2 separate regions of the Homo sapiens genome follow, and region 2 is linked to region 1. A link is a contact called in ENCODE Hi-C or POLR2A ChIA-PET data. All regions are on one chromosome and are shown on one strand. Each heading gives the region's core, a stretch centred on a gene start or an enhancer-like site at or near the end of the contact. The rest is flanking DNA. Distances are from core to core; before and after follow the strand shown. Region 1 overlaps COMMD7 (COMM domain containing 7). Region 2 overlaps DNMT3B (DNA methyltransferase 3 beta).

Region 1 (3,680 bases), core at 881-3,380:
GGTTCAAGTGAGTCTCATGCTGCAGCCACTCAAGTAGCTGAGATTACAGGTGTTCACCACCATGCCCATCTAATTTTTTCTTGTATTTTTAGTAGAGATGGGCTTTCGCCATGTTGGTCAGGGTAGTCTCGAACTCCTGACCTCAAGTGATCCACCCACCTTGGCCCCCCAAAGTGCTGGGATTACAGGAGTGAGCCACCACCCCTGGTCAGATTAGCCCTTTTCAAGCGCTTATGTGGCAAGTGGCCACTGGACAATAGGGATCTAAGTGCTTTTATGTATTTTTTTTTTTTTTTTTTTTGATACAGAGCCTTGCTCTGTCACCGAGGCTGGAGTACAGTGGTGCAATCTCGACTCACTGCAAGCTCCACCTCCCGGGTTCACGCCATTCTCCTGCCTCAGCCTTCCGAGTAGCTGGGAGTACAGGCACCCGCCACTACTCCCTGCTAATTTTTTGTATTTTTAGTAGAGATGGGGTTTCACCGCTTTAGTGAGGATGGTCTTTATCTCCTGACCTCGTGATCCGCCCGCCTCAGCCTCCCAAAGTGCTGGGATTACAGGCGTGAGACACCGCGCCCAGCTTATGTATGTTAACTAATTGAGTCCTTGCAATCACTTTTATAGGTAGTTGCTGTTATTATTTTAAATTGAGACAGGGTCTCCCTATGTTGTCTAGGCTTGTCTTGAACTCATGGTCTCTGGTGATCCATCTTGGCCTCCCAAGGTGATGGAATTACAGGCATGAGCCACTGCACCCAGCCACTTATTATTATTCACATTTTACAGACGAAGAAACTGAATCACAGAGCAGTGAAATGAACATAGCTATTATACGATATTAATATATTGAGCATGCACCATGTGGCCAGGCACCATTTTAAATGTATGCATAACAACTCTAAAAGGAAGGCACTATTATTATTCCCATTTTACAGTTAAGAAAGATGGTTCAGAGAAATAAATTGACCTGTTTAAAGTCATGTAGACAGGAGTTCAAGACTAGCCTAAGCAACGTAGCAAGACTCCATCTCTACAATAAGATAAAAAATTAGCCAGGCATGGTGGCACACACCTGTAGTCCCAGCTACTCCAGAGGCTTAGGTGGGAGGATCACTTGAGTCAGAAATTGGAGGCTGCGGTTAGCTATGATTATGCCACTGCACTCCAGCCCAGAGAACAGACCAGACCCTGTTTCAAATAAATAAGTAAATAAAATCATGCAGAAAGCCAGGCAAGGTGGCTCATGCCTGTAATCAAGCACTTTGGGAGGTAGAGGTAGGGGGATCACTTGAGGCCAGGAGTTCAAGACTAGCCTGAGCAACATAGCAAGACCCCATCTCTAGGAAAACATTTTTTTTCCTTTGAGATAGTCTCAATATTGCCCAGGCTGTAGTGCAATGGCATGATCTTGGCTTACTGCAACCTCCGCCTCCTAGGTTCAAGTGATTCTCCTGCCTCAGCCTCCCAAGTAGCTGGGACTACAGGCGTGCACCACCATGCCCGGCTCATGTTTGTATTCTTAATAGAGATGAGGTTTCACCATGTTGGCTAAGCTGGTCTCCAACTCCTGACCTTGTAACCTGCCCACCTCGGCCTCCCAAAGTGTTGGGATTATAGGCGTGAGCCACCGTACCTGGCCAAAAGTTTTAAAAATTAGCTGAGAGTGGTGGTATGTGCCTGTAGTTCTAGCTACTTAAGTGGCTGAGGCAGGAGAATCCCTTAAGCCCAGAAGTTTGAGGCTGCAGTGAGCTATGACCATGGCATTGCACTCCAGCCTGGGTCAGAAAATGCGACCCTGTCTCAAGAAAATAAATAAATAATGTCAGGCAGCCAGGAAGTGATGGAGCCAGGAATTTAGGATCACGTGTTTGGCTTCAAAGCCTATGGTGGTAGCTTAGCTTTTACTTGTTAATGTATCAGTGTTCTCTGGAAGATATCCATTTGGAGAATAAAAAAAGATTCTGCTACTAACAAAGTTTTTTTCTTTTTTTTTTTTTTAAGATACTGGATTGTATGATCTGTAAAATTACCTCCAGCTTGGTATTCGTAGAAAATACAAACCACTTCCTTTGAGATCAGCACTTGACTCATTTTCTTTTTTTTTTTTTAAGACAGGACCTCACTCTGTTGCCAAGGCTGGAGAGCAGTGTTACAATAATGGCTCACTGCAGTCTTGAACTCCTGGGCTCAAGGAGTCCTCCTGCCTCAGCCTCTTGAGTAGCTGGAACCACAGGCATGTGCCACCACACCAGGCTAATTTTTTATTTTTTAATTTTTTTTATAGCAACACGGTCACTGTTTGTTGCCTAGGTTGGTCTGGGCCTCCTGGCCTTAAGGGATCCTCCCACCTCAGCCTCCCAAAGTGCTGGGATTATAGGTGTGAGCCATTACACCCAGAGTTGACTCATTTTCTTTTCTTTCTTTCGTTTTTTTAAATTTGAGACAGGGTCTCATTCTATCACCCAGGCTGGAGTGCAGCCTCGACCTCCCAGGCTCAAGTGATCCTCCTACCTCAGCCTTTCTAGTAGCTGGGACTATAGGCATGTACCACCGTGCCTGGCTTATCTTTTTTTTTTGAGACGGAGTCTTGCTCTGTTGCCCAGGCTGGAGTGCAATGGCACGATCTCGGCTCACTGCAACCTCTGTCTCCCAGGTTCAAGCAATTCTCCTGCCTCAGCCTCCCGAGTAGCTGAGATTACAGGTGCCCTCCCTCACACCCAGCTAAACTTTATATATATGTATATGTATATATTTCTTTTTTTTTGAGATGGAGTCTCGCTCTGTCACCCAGGCTGGAATGCAGTGGCGCGATCTCGGCTCACTGCAAGCTCTGCCTCCTGGGTTCACACCATTCTCCTGCCTCAGCCTCCAGAGTGGCTGGGACTACAGGTGCCCGCCACTACGCCTGGCTAATTTTTTGTATTTTTAGTAGAGACGGGGTTTCACCATGTTGGTCAGGCTACTCTCGAACTCCTGACCTTAGGTGATCCACCTGCCTCAGCCTCCTAAAGTGCTGGGATTATAGGCATGAGCCATGGTGCCCAGCTCTGGCTAATTTTTGTAATTTTTGAAGAAATGGGGTTGTGCCATGTTGCCCAGGCTGGTCTAGAACTTCGGGCTCAAGTGATATACCCACTGTGGCTTCCCAAATTGCTGGGATTACAGGTGTGAGCCATCACCCCCAGGAACTGACTCATTTTCTAACCTTGAAACATACTGTAAACCTTTACCTTTATTGGTTTTTTTTGTTGTTGTTGTTTGTTTGTTTGTTTGTTTGAGTCAGAGTCTCGCTGTATCACCCAGGCTGAAGTGCAGTGGCATGATCTCAGCTCACTGCAACCTCTGCCTCCTGGGTTCAAGCGATTCTCCTGCCTCAGGCTCCTGAGTAGCTGGGATTACAGGCATGTGCCACCATGCCTGGCTAATTTTTTGTATTTTTAGTAGAGACGGGGTTTCACCGTGTTAGCCAGGATGGTCTCAATCGCCTGACCTTGTGATCCGCCGGCCTCAGCCTCCCAAAGTGCTGGGATTACAGGTGTGAGCCACCAGGCCCAGCTACCTTTATTGTTAATACAGAAACCTTAAACCTTTCTCCTAATAAGCAACTTACCTGAGTCGTTTGGCCCATTTCTCTGTCTTTTGTTGGATAATCAGACTTCTCCAAGTACCCACTCTGTTAG
Region 2 (3,680 bases), core at 664-3,163, 55 kb before region 1:
CACCTGGCCTCGTTTTTTTCTTTCTTTTTTGTTTCTGTTTTGGTTTTTTTTTTTTTTTTTTTTTTTGAGACAGGTTCTCAGTGTGTCACCCAGGCTGGAGTGCAGTGGCATGATCTTAGCAAACTGCAGCCTGACTTCCTGGGCTCAGGTGATCCTCCCACCTCAGCCTCCACAGGCACACACCACCTCACCCAGCTAATTTTGTATTTCTCTTAGAAACAGGGTTACATCCTGTTGCCCAGGCTGGTCTTGGAACTCCTGAGCTCAAGCAATCTGCCCACCTCAGCGTCCCAAAATGCTGGGAAATCCAAGAGATGGTTATTTGCATCCCAAAATGCTGGGATTATAAGCGTGAGCCACTGAGCCCAGCACTTTTTAATTTTACATAATATGGCTCCCATTCTATAAATGGGATTTTGTAAAACCCATTTGTATTTCTATTCCATCTACACAGAAAATCTTAATGGACATGGTTAAATTTGACTCTGACCCTAGGAAAGAAAATTGTACAGCCATTAAAAATCTTAAGGACCCTTTAGTGACAAAATGACATCAGACAGTGCTTACAGTATTAATATTAATAAAGGGGAAAGCAGGAATCCAACTAGTGTTCAGAAAAATCTGGAAGGATGTGCAACCCAACGTTAACCTGGAGGGTATTTGTGAGGGTGGGATGTGAGGGGAGAGTGGGGAGGGAGTTCAGATTGACTTTTCAAGAAATTTGATTCTTTTCCAGTGACCATTTTATATGCAAAGAAATCAGAAGAAAGTGCATAGAAAACAGGGCACAGTCAAAAGACAGGAAGGAAATACCGTATTTCCTTGATTCTAATTTCCTACTGCCTGCACGACGCACCTTCGACTTATTAACCACTTTTGAGGGGAAAACAAAACAAAACAGAAAAAACATTACATTAAATGTATGGACTGTTTTCTTTTTTGAGACAAGGTCTTGCTCTGTCACCCAGGCTTGAATGCAGTGGTGCGATCTCGGCGCACTGCAACCTCTGCCTCCTGGGCTCAAGCCAATTCTCCCACCTCAGCCTCCCGGGTAGCTGGGACCACAGGCACATGCCAAGCACACCAGGCTAATTTTTCTATTTTTCACCATGTTGTCCAGGTGATCGCCTCAAGTGATCCACTCGCCTCAGCCTCCCAGAGTGCTGCGATTACAGGCATGAGCCACTAGGCCTGGCCTTTAAATCTATGGATTGTAAGACAAGTCCTGGATTTCTAGAAACCAGAGTTATCTTATAATGGGAGAAATATGGTACTGGTCAAAATGTTAGCAGGTGGCATATTCTTCTTTAACACTTTCCAATTTTCTCAAATGAGCATAGCTTAACTATTTTTTCCTTTAATAAAAAAGGTGCTAGTCAACACTGCATCCTGACTTCAAGACAGATGTCAGATTCAATACAAATTATATGCACGTGACCATCAGCAAGAAAGTGGCCGGGGAAGCCAGATAGAGCTGGCACAGCCTTCGTATGCCTGCTCCTATTTTTCCAACATTCAGAGTTGAGACCAGCTGCTAGAAAGCTGGGTGGGGTGTGGGGCAGCAGGGGTGGCTGACTCTCCCAAGAAGTGGTCCCACCAGCAGAGGCAGCGGGTGCTGCCATGGGGACTCATTCCCACCTGGTTGCGTGTTGTTGGGTTTGAGGCCCTCGATCCCAGTGGGCTTGAAGCCCCCGTGGGCCCACTCCAACATGGGCTTCAGCTGGTCCTCCAATGAGTCTCCAGGGCTGCTGGGGAAGGTCTTGCCAGCTCGCACCCTAGCTTTCTGCAAAGGCAGAGTCTGTGATGAATGGGGGGGTGGGGAGGAGGTGCTCGCCAGGCCACACCCAGGGATTCCCCCAGCCAGGGCCTACATTCCCCTTCACACTGGGCCCTTTCATAGCCAGACAGCTGTCCTGGGCTGTGGTATGTGACAGAGGAAGGAGGGGCCTGTGCAGGGAGAGGCCTCGGAAGGGGGGTTGTGGTTAAATCTTTTCATGCAGGCACCAAATAGGATCTCTTCCCCCTAGGGAATGTCAGTGGTCACCTCCCACTCAAAAGGCAGACATATCAGAATTAACTCTACCACCAAGATATAGAAGCCCCAGCCAGCACTATCTCATCTCCTCTGTATCTTATATAAGGCGGCACTAGATTTCTTGTTTTATCTCCCTAAAGATGGGGACATTAACTTGTGTCCTACATGAAGGACCAAGGATTTCAGTGTCTAATGAAGCCTTTAGCAATGAGAAGAGGTTGGCTCTTAAATGCTGAACAAAGGTGGGGGGAAAAAATCAAGGTGAAGGGAGAAACAGGGTATAATGGTTCATAGGGGATAAGACGGCCCACAGATAGAAGACAGCTGGCCTCCACTGCTGTCTTGCTGTGAACTCCAACCCTCATAAGAAGGCTCTGAGGTCTCTGGAAAAGCACATTCACTGATACGAATATTGCACCCCTAACTGCCCGTGCTCTTTCCTTCTGATTCAGTTAGTGGTCCCAATAAGTGGCAGCTGGGATGTCTCAAATCCCTTTGTTGGGAGGCCCAATCCGGTGGCCATCATGTTATGTTGTCATTTACCTCCTCCCTGGCCACCCTGTCCCCTCCAAACCACCCTTGGCAACACTGAGCTAGGTTTCTGTGGGTCTCTTGCTTCATCCCTGCTCTCAGGGCTTAGCCCTCATTCCCTCATCCCATGTTACCTCCAGAGCATGGTACATGGCTTTTCGATAGGAGACGAGCTTATTGAAGGTGGCCAAATTAAAGTGCTGGCTGAACAGCCCCAGTGCCACCAGTTTGTCTGCAGAGACCTAAAAGAGAAAGACATCATCAACATCCACCTACAGGTGTGTCCCAGGTGCCATGTCTATCACAATGTTGTCCATCAGATGCAGAAGATTTTCACACACTTTAACCAAGAGACCATTCCTGGGGATAAAGTCCACAGACATCTATTTGAAAGGAAGGAAAGAAAAAAGCAGAAAAATAGAAATGGCAGAGTCTCAACACACAGATATCCAGAACCTTGTTAGGTACGACACTTCCACTGTGGAAAAGGAGGATACTCTGAATGAAGGCAATTAGGCGAACCCTGTGTTTGTATACATTTTCCAAGCAGGTGTCCCTGGTGTGGACCCCTGAGGCTCAGTCCTAATATTCTCTGTGGCTGCTCCAGCATTGAGGGTTTGCACATATTCCTTCTTTCCTAAGCATGATAATTGTTTACTCTTTACCCTTTTATTAAAATGAGTTCACCTAATGAATGTGTTTAGAAAACAGTGCTCGACACAGCACCTTTCACTTGTTGTGATTATTTAACTTTAGTTCTTGTGATTTAATCCATATTCCACAAGTCTCCTGATGTACCAAGTCCCTGGACCAAGCATGAACTGACTGAGTTGCCAGTGAGAGAGAAAATGGCCATTCAGGGATGCTAATCAGAACTGAAAGGCCAGACGTAGTGGCTCAGGCCTATATTCCCAGCACTTTGGGAGTGGGAGTTGAGAGGATCGCTTGAGCCCAGGAGTTCGACTAGCCTGGACAACACAGCAAGACCCCATCTCTACAAAAACTTTTAAGAGCCAAACACAGTGGTGTGCACCTGCAGTCTCAGCTGCTCTGTTAAGGCAGAAGGATTGCTTGAGCCCAGGTGATTGAGGCTGCAGTGAGCCAAGACAGTGCC

The links. Hi-C counts contacts between places; a loop is a spot of excess contacts on that map. ChIA-PET counts read pairs that join two places held with the same protein, here RNA polymerase II (POLR2A). Pooled maps may share reads with other maps.
Region 2: a loop to region 1 is called in a pooled map, with 2.9 times the contacts of the local background. The contact joins two enhancer-like sites. A Hi-C loop is called at or near these places in 5 of 50 pooled maps. POLR2A ChIA-PET finds 5 or more read pairs at or near these places in 6 of 52 experiments (A549, H1, OCI-LY7 and 3 more).

Annotation. Positions count from the first base shown.
Region 1 is chr20:32,736,266-32,739,945 of GRCh38, reverse strand. All of the region lies in intron 1 of COMMD7 (COMM domain containing 7), which reads left to right. Among named protein-coding and RNA genes, the nearest start is that of COMMD7, 5.4 kb to the left of the region's middle. RefSeq lists a silencer at 1,451-1,616 and an enhancer at 1,987-2,842. Within about 2 kb of position 2,130, at least 3 of the 41 ENCODE cell types and tissues checked have a DNase peak (open chromatin) inside an H3K27ac peak, as active enhancers do.
Region 2 is chr20:32,790,729-32,794,408 of GRCh38, reverse strand. DNMT3B (DNA methyltransferase 3 beta) reads right to left here. Exons shown (of 23, transcript NM_006892.4): 8 at 2,701-2,808; 9 at 1,639-1,783; 10 at 814-873. Among named protein-coding and RNA genes, the nearest start is that of MAPRE1, 27 kb to the left of the region's middle. RefSeq lists an enhancer at 3,243-3,680. Within about 2 kb of position 1,913, at least 2 of the 41 ENCODE cell types and tissues checked have a DNase peak (open chromatin) inside an H3K27ac peak, as active enhancers do.